3 separate regions of the Homo sapiens genome follow, and regions 2 and 3 are each linked to region 1. Evidence: chromatin contacts called from ENCODE Hi-C or POLR2A ChIA-PET data. All regions are on one chromosome and are shown on one strand. The core of a region is the stretch at or near the end of the contact, and the rest is flanking DNA. Distances in the headings are between cores, read along the strand shown. Region 1 overlaps XIAP (X-linked inhibitor of apoptosis). Region 2 holds the start of THOC2 (THO complex subunit 2). Region 3 overlaps STAG2 (STAG2 cohesin complex component).

What was found. A loop is a pair of places that touch in the nucleus more often than their neighbours do. ChIA-PET counts read pairs that join two places held with the same protein, here RNA polymerase II (POLR2A). Pooled maps may share reads with other maps.
Region 2: a loop to region 1 is called in a pooled map, with 4 times the contacts of the local background. The contact joins the promoter of THOC2 here to the enhancer-like site in region 1. A Hi-C loop is called at or near these places in 2 of 168 maps with a recorded cell type or tissue (CD4-positive, alpha-beta T cell and CD4-positive, alpha-beta memory T cell), 6 of 37 single-sample maps with no recorded cell type and 11 of 50 pooled maps. POLR2A ChIA-PET finds 5 or more read pairs at or near these places in 6 of 52 experiments (OCI-LY7, activated CD4-positive, alpha-beta T cell, activated T-cell and 2 more).
Region 3: a pooled map shows a loop between it and region 1 (4-fold over the local background). The contact joins two enhancer-like sites. A Hi-C loop is called at or near these places in 2 of 168 maps with a recorded cell type or tissue (CD4-positive, alpha-beta memory T cell and CD8-positive, alpha-beta T cell), 1 of 37 single-sample maps with no recorded cell type and 9 of 50 pooled maps. POLR2A ChIA-PET finds 5 or more read pairs at or near these places in 3 of 52 experiments (GM10248, activated T-cell and activated naive CD4-positive, alpha-beta T cell).

What each region holds. Positions count from the first base shown.
Region 1 is chrX:123,876,988-123,879,687 of GRCh38, forward strand. The region is part of intron 1 of XIAP (X-linked inhibitor of apoptosis); the gene reads left to right. It also overlaps the pseudogene PARD6BP1. Among named protein-coding and RNA genes, the nearest start is that of XIAP, 18 kb to the left of the region's middle. Within about 2 kb of position 1,369, at least 5 of the 41 ENCODE cell types and tissues checked have a DNase peak (open chromatin) inside an H3K27ac peak, as active enhancers do; they include CD8-positive, alpha-beta T cell and OCI-LY7, where a contact is called at or near this core.
Region 2 is chrX:123,731,723-123,734,422 of GRCh38, forward strand. THOC2 (THO complex subunit 2) reads right to left here and starts at 1,330. Exons shown (of 39, transcript NM_001081550.2): 1 at 1,230-1,330. The coding sequence starts at 1,300. RefSeq lists an enhancer at 1,266-1,345.
Region 3 is chrX:124,062,926-124,065,637 of GRCh38, forward strand. STAG2 (STAG2 cohesin complex component) reads left to right here. Exons shown (of 35, transcript NM_001042750.2): 18 at 1-69; 19 at 191-280; 20 at 923-1,126. Among named protein-coding and RNA genes, the nearest start is that of STAG2, 100 kb to the left of the region's middle. Within about 2 kb of position 1,251, at least 2 of the 41 ENCODE cell types and tissues checked have a DNase peak (open chromatin) inside an H3K27ac peak, as active enhancers do; they include CD8-positive, alpha-beta T cell, where a contact is called at or near this core.

The DNA.
Region 1 (2,700 bases), core at 119-2,618:
GCTTTCTAGTGAAATTAGGAGTAAATACAAGAATGTTAAAGGAGAGAGTCTCATATTACCAGAGTCAGTGAATTAATTGCCTTTTTTTTTTTTTTTGAGACAGAGTTTTGCTCTGTCACCCAGGCTGGAGTACAGTGGCATGATCTGGGCTCACTGCAACCCCCGCCTTCTGGGTTCAAGTAATTCTCATATCTCAGCCTCCTGAGTAACTGGGATTATAGGCATGCACCACCACGCCTGACTACTTTTTGTATTTTTAGTAGAGATGGGGTTTTCGCCATGTTGGCCAGGCTGGTTTCAAACTCCTGACCTCAAGTGATCCGCCTGCCTCGGCCTCCCAAAGTGCTGGGATTACAGGCATGAGCCACCACGCCCGGCCATTAACTGCTTTTTACAACACAAACTATACCTGTTTGGAATTAGTTTTTAAATATATAAGCTACAGGATGTACAAACACCAATGTGAACAACTGTCAGAGAATTTTGTAATTCAGGAACATAGCTTCAAGTGCTTCATAACATGGAAAGCAACTCCTAAAAATAGTAATTGGCTTAATTTCTTAAAAGCATTCCAGAAAGTGATTTGTTACAATTAGCAACAGAAGAACAACATTAGAAATAAGAATACTGGGAACATAAGAACTGAGGTCCTCCAGTACCAAGAGATAGAATCAAACTTTTTCTCATTAGAATTTAAAGAATATAGCCACGCACGGTGGCTCACACCTGTAATGCCAACACTTTGGGAGGCTGAGGCGGGTGGATCACGAGGTCAGGAGGTCGAGACCATCCTGGCTAACACGGTGAAACCCCGTCTCTACTAAAAATACAAAAAAATTAGCCGGGCGTGGTGGCGGGCGCCTGTAGTCCCAGCTACTCGGGTGACTGAGGCAGAAGAATGGCGTGAACCCGGGAGGCGGAGCTTGCAGTGAGCCGAGATCGCGCCACTGCACTCCAGCCTGGGAGCGAGACTCCGTCTCAAAGAAAAAAAAAAAAAAAGAATTTAAAGAATATAGTTAAAGGAAAAATTCACTGGGCTCTGTGAAACAGGTTAAATATGTAACCACTTCAAACAGAAATGACTTAGTCCTCTCACCTAGTTCTGAAAATGTACTAACATCCCATTTTCCATATCAAAAGCACGTAATTTCATTAGCAAAAGCCTCTTTGTTTTAGACTTAAAATCACCTCTGATCCACCAAAGTTTATGCAGTTACCAAACTACTATTTTAATAACATTTTGACAGCTTTATTAAGATAAAATTTATATACCATAAGATCCATTTAAAGTATATAGTTCAGTGGCTTTTAGTATATGCAGAGTTGTGCAACTATCACCACAATCTAATTTTAGAACATTTTCATTACTCCAGAAACAACCCCAGTAACCATTTGTAGTCACTTCCTATTTCCCCCTCCCCAGCCCTAGGCAACCACTAATCTACTTTCTGTTTCTATTTATTTTAATAACATTTCAAACTTGTAATATTATTGTTCTCATGCTTATTCTGGGTCGTTGGCTCAGAGGTTTAAAAGCTCTTAAACTACCCAAATTTACAAGTCCTATGACATCCTCATTCAGAAAACATTCAAATGATGGTTTCATAATGTTATGATAGTTCCATCTTCTAAGAGTTTTTGATCTGGAGCATATGTTTCAAATTCTATGTTTGTACTACTGCTAAATTCACTTAATTAGAAGAAGTAAAATCATTCTATCGAGACTCAAGAATGAGTTTGTTCTGTTTATGTTAACGATTCCAGGCTTTTGATGGTAGGAATGGCTTTAGCAGTCTTCTGTGGCACACCATTATCTTAAATAATATTGTCACCTTCCCCACTGTCTTCATCCTTTGGCTCAAAGTTTGGTTCAATCTGCTGTGGTTAGGCAAGAAGGCTATTATCAGCAGATTGGCTGGAGCTACCAGAAGTCTGACTGTTCCCAGTAACATTATTCTCCTGGTTGCTGGTCTCACTGTTAGGATGAGGTGGCTGCTGTTTGCACTCATCATGTCTGTTTACTTGATTGAGATGCTTCCCTGAAACTTATGTACCATCAACTTCTAAAAACTTCATCATTAACAGTTCATAGTTCTGTGCTGTGAGCCAGGCCTGGAACAAGCCAGGATATAAAAGATCCCTGGGATGCTCTCTAAGCCATGTGGTGTCTCCCTTAGGCTAGAACCATCCTGGATATAGAGTCCTAGGGGATGCTTAGTTCCTGGGAGAACATCCACATCTATGATTGAAGACACGGGTCTGAAGTCTTAGGGCATAGCAGTGACTGGATATAGCCTTTTTCTGTGGTTGACAAAACCACAGAAAGAGTTTTTTTTTTTTTTTTTTTTTGAGATGGAGTCACTCTGTCACCCAGGCTGGAGTGTGGTGGCACAATCTCGGCTCACTGCAAGCTCCACCTCCTAGGTTCACGCCATTCCCCTGCCTCAGCCTCCCGAGTAGCTGGGACTACAGGCGCCCGCCACCATCCCAGCTAATTTTTTGAATGTTCAGTAGAGACGGGGTTTCACCGTGTTAGCTAGGATGATCTCTATCTCCTGACCTCGTGATCCGCCTGCCTTGGCCTCCCAAAGTGCTAGGATTACAGGCGTGAGCCACCGCGCCTGGCCAGAAAGAGAGGTTTTAAGTGACAATATTATTAAAGACATTCTGGAGAAAAAGATCACCTATAATCCCGTCACC
Region 2 (2,700 bases), core at 80-2,579, 150 kb before region 1:
GTTAAGACTTCATACAGCAGTGCGGGGGGTGCGGGGGAGGAAGCCACATAGGCTGGCACTATTACAAGCGCGGGATCCGGCAACGCGTTCCTCGTGTTTCGTTCCAAGTAACGAAGTTACAAAGATTTGAATCTTTAGCATGAGCCACGGTAAACTGGCTACTAGAAATGGAGAGGGGTGGGCAAGGACGACAAAAATGGCTAACGAGGGTTAATTTCATCCAGGGTTGAGCTTTAGCATCTAAAAGCGACCCAGAGAAGGAAATGAGATGTTATTAATATTTGTTCTTATATCTGAGGTTTGCTTTGCTGCTTAAACGACTCCTTCCAGGGGAAGGGGAGGAGGGAGCGCTCTAACGTGGGGGCGAGAAGACTAGGGGTATGGCAAATTACTGTTTTCGGTGTTACGGGGGAAAGTTTCACGACTAAAGGAAACGCGTTATCCTAGGTACTGGAGAAGCTTGGAGAGCTGCCAGAATTAGTTGCAGTCCCAGGATAAAATGGGGTTTAGGGAACATTTAATGACGAAAGTTGAATCCAACCCGAAATAGCTCTAAGGTGAAAAGACGGAGCAAAGAAATGTCGGTGGTTCTTCAGGGAAAGCGGCAATCCCTGCCACACTTCCCCACGGCGCTACGCGAGGCCGGGACAGTCGAGAGACCGCTCCCCGGGAGGGCGAGAGGTGCCAAACCGGGTTCTTCGCGGCGCCCCGGGCTTCGCGGCAGCGGGCGAAGAGGAGGGGAGGGGAATCCGGGACGGTTCGCCCTCCTTGGACTTCAGGCAGAGGAGGCGCCAAGCTCCAAACTGCGGAGTCCAACGGGTGCAGAGTGAAGAAATGGCACAGAGAGAGATGGAAAGTCCGAATTGCCCCGGCTCAGCCCCATAAAGATAAAGGAGCCAAGTGAGATCAAGCGAAGAGGGGGACACAAAAAGAGACCAAGAGGGAGCGCGGAGACCTGCAGGGGCGGAATAAGAGTTCTACTAAGAGGCTAAAGGAAGCCGAGCTACCGCAGGCAGTAGCGATTTCTGGGAGGCCAGGGAAGGAAGGAGGTCCGCGGCGGTAAACAGCACCTCTCCCCGAGTTCGAAACTCCTAGACGACCATCCACGCCCGCCGCCCGGGTGGGGGAGGGGGTACATCTTTCCCCCTCAACCTCCCACTACAGGTGAGAGTGCAGCTGACGCCCTGGCCCGGCCCGGCAGTGCGCCTGCCTCCGGCCCGAACACTCACAATTCGCCTCTCCCTGATTTCTCCCAGTTCTTTATCCACTCTGCGGGAACCACCACAGCCGCGGCCGCCATCTTCCTCTCACTAGTAGCAGAAGCCCGGATGTGTAGCACGCGAGCGAAGGGTCAAAGGGGAGCACCGCCCACGAGGAATGCCGGGAGCTGAGAGTTCGTTTTTCGATTTCCCGCCCCACTTTCCTCTCCACCCAGCGGAAACCCGAGGCAAGGCAGCCAACGACGTGGAGACTCGCGGGCCCCTTTGCGAGGTTACTACACGGGTTGCGCCCTCCGAAGTCTTCGGCCTTACTTCCCATTAGAACAGAGAAATGCCATCCACAGGCCAACAAGTAGACTTCATCTTCTTCCGTAATATCTACCCCTAACCACTAATACAAACACGCATTTTTCAAGCACCTAATATGTGCTAGACACTGGGAATAGAGAAATAATAGTCTTTGGGAAAGCCATAAATATAAGCAAATAAATTACATTACGCCCTGCTGACTGCTGAGATAAAAGAAAATAATCGGGTCCCTCTCCTTCTCCCTCTCCCTCTCCCGTCTCCCTCTCCCGTCTCCCTCTCCCCACGGTCTCCCTCTCCCTCTCTTTCCACAGTCTCCCTCTGATGCCGAGCCAAAGCTGGACTGTACTGCCATCTCGGCTCACTGCAACCTCCCTGCCTGATTCTCCTGCCTCAGCCTGCCGAGTGCCTGCGATTGCAGGTGCGCGCCGCCACGCCTGACTGTTTTTCGTATTTTTTTGGTGGAGACGGGGTTTCGCTGTGTTGGCCGGGCTGGTCTCCAGCTCCTAACCGCGAGTGATCCGCCAGCCTCGGCCTCCCGAGGTGCCGGGATTGCAGACGGAGTCTCGTTCACTCAGTGCTCAATGGTGCCCAGGCTGGGGTGCAGTGGCGTGATCTCGGCTCGCTGCAACCTCCACCTCCCAGCCGCCTGCCTTGGCCTCCCAAAGTGCCGAGATTGCAGCCTTTGCCCGGCCGCCACCCCGTCTGGGAAGTGAGGAGCCTCTCTGCCTGGCCGCCCATCGTCTGGGATGTGAGGAGCCCCTCTGCCTGGCTGCCCAGTCTGGAAAGTGAGGAGCGTCTCTGCCCGGCCGCCATCCTGTCTAGGAAGTGAGGAGCGTCTCTGCCCGGCTGCCCATCGTCTGGGATGAAGTGAGGAGCGTCTCTGCCTGGCCGCCCATCGTCTGAGATGTGGGGAGTGCCTCTGCCCCGCCGCCCCGTCTGGGATGTGAGGAGCGCCTCTGCCCGGCCGCGACCCCGTCTGGGAGGTGAAGAGCGTCTCTGCCCGGCCGCCCCGTCTGAGAAGTGAGGAGACCCTCCGCCCGGCAGCCGCCCCGTCTGAGAGGTGAAGAGCGTCTCCGCCCGGCCGGCCGCCCCGTCCGGGAGGGAGGTGGGGGGGTCGGCCCCCCGCCCGGCCGGCCGCCCCGTCCGGGAGGTGACGGGCGCCTCTGCCCGG
Region 3 (2,712 bases), core at 1-2,500, 190 kb after region 1:
ACACAGTTGGATGATAGGACAAAAATCACTGAGCTTTTTGCCGTGGCCCTTCCTCAGTTATTAGCAAAAGTAAGTTTGTGTCAATATCATAGTGTTACTAAGAAATGAGTTTTTTTTCCCTAAATGCCTCACAGAATATTATAATGCTTTCTTATTGTGATATTTTTAACGTGATCTTTATATTTCACAGTACTCTGTAGATGCAGAAAAGGTGACTAACTTGTTGCAGTTGCCTCAGTACTTTGATTTGGAAATATATACCACTGGACGATTAGAAAAGGTAAGATTATTTTGTGTAAAAAAAACCTTTAAGAAAAATTATTCAGTTCATTATATCATAGCGTTTGTTTATATTTCTTAAAATGTTTTTTTGGAACGTATTTTAAGAAAGGAAACCTATAGCTTAGGTCTTCTGTACTTTAGTTTGACTTACAGAATGGCGGTAATGATGCTTCCCTTTGCTTCATGCCCACAACTGTACCTTCATTCTTAGCTATTATATGACTATGTCACTGATCATTTATAGAGACTGGGGGTGGATAACTAGATAATAACAATTAGATGAGATTGGGCTCATTCAGGGTGGTATGGCCATAGACGATAATAACAATTATAAGACAAAATCAACTAATATTTATTGAACACTTTTGCTATGTTCTGTGGATTAATGTAAGCTCTTAGTATATGTTAGCATTCTCACCATAGCCCTATGAGGTAGGTAATATCTCCCTTAAAGTTGAGGAAAAAGTATGGATGGATCAGTGTATTTATTTATCATGATTAGAAAAGCACCTTAAAATGTACGCTCTGTGTTGTAGACTTACTGTATTTGAAAATTTTTTCCATGGTGGTATGGTCATGTAGTCACTTTATACCTATCATATATGCCTTAGTTTTGATGAAAAATATTATTATTTTGCAGCATTTGGATGCCTTATTGCGACAGATCCGGAATATTGTAGAGAAGCACACAGATACAGATGTTTTGGAAGCATGTTCTAAAACTTACCATGCACTCTGTAATGAAGAGTTCACAATCTTCAACAGAGTAGATATTTCAAGAAGTCAACTGATAGATGAATTGGCAGATAAATTTAACCGGCTTCTTGAAGATTTTCTGCAAGAGGTATATATTATAACTATTACAAGTATTTTGTCAGTTGAGCCCCTCTACTGCAGTAAGCTAATTAGTCACCCAAGTGTTAAGTCTTGGTGATAGTCCCTAGCAGTATTTTGAAAAGATGTTCAGGCTTTTCATTCTATGACTCATCAGGCTACTCCTCCACCAAAATAGGAAAGTGGTAAGAATCTGTGACTCAGAGAAGGTGAAAGCAAAACTAACATCTTTTTTGTTTTGAGAAATGATCTGAACAGTTACCTGGTTTTTATTGAACCAGGGCTGTTAAGGAATAGGGTGTTAATGGAACAGAAAAGGAGAGCTAGATTTAGACTAGGTAGCCTAAAAAAAGTAGAGTATTTCTAAGTGTTTTGGCAGTGTAGGTTAGGGAAGGACATTATGTTTTTTTTTTTTTTTTGGAGACGGAGTCTTTCTCTGTTGCCCAGGCTGGAGCGCAGTGGTACGATCTCGGCTCACTGCAGCTTCTGCCTCCCAGGTTCAAGCGATTCTCCGGCCTCAGTCTTCTGAGTAGCTGGGACTATAGGCGTGTGCCACTGTACCAGGCTAATTTTTGTATTTTTAGTAGAGATGGGGTTTCACCACATTGGCCAGGCTGGTCTCGAATTCCTGACCTCAGGTGATCCACTCACCTCGGCCTTGCAAAGTGCTGGGATTACAGGCGTGAGCCACACATCCAGTCTGGGTTTTGATATTATAAAACTTTAATAAGTTATTATTATTATAGCCGCTGCTACTGTTGGAGTTTCCTGTGTTTTCTCTTGTATTTCCAAAGAGGCTTAGTGCATAGTACTTAAATACACTTGTATTTTTGTTGTGATTGTTATTTTTTCCAGAAATATATATTTACATTCAGTTTTTTTGATTAAAATAAAAATTCATAATTGTCAAATTAATGCCATTAGCCTTTTCCACATCACTTTTATCATTAATGCTGTAAGATCATATGGACTTTGTGATTTCTAGTTTTCTTGTTTTATTAATTACTCATTTAACTTTTATTTGGTGTATATTGTTATTCCGGGCTTATTAAGTTTTACTAATTGGAGGTTTGTGCAAATATGTTGATGTACGATGATTACATTCTTAGTTAAAAATTTTAATAGCTCTACTCTTGGCTGAATATAATTTTGATTAGGACAAATTAAAATCAAGCAATGGTTTAATTAAATTTAATTACTTTGTAGAAGAGTTATAGTTTAAAAACAAGTGCTTTTTTGAGAGAACTAGAGTTCAACACAGTAGATTGAGTAATGTGTAAGCAATTTTATGTTTCCTGTAGTAAGACTGGTAAAATTTTTCGAAAGTTAAGTTACCCTAAGTTGAAAAGTATATTAATAGATGTTGATATCCAAATGGGACCAGCATATCTAGTCATTTTTCAGAGGGTTTTTCCCTGTTTATCTGTGATTAGTGTCATATGTCTTCATGATGATATATGTTTAAGGTACTTAGATTTTGTCCTTTAGGTATTGTCCTTCTGATCTTCTTGTCATTTAAGTATTTTATTGTCCTAGTGCATTTATTACTGTGAAAAAATAGATGCCTTTATAATTTTGTGTCAAGTTTACTTAGAA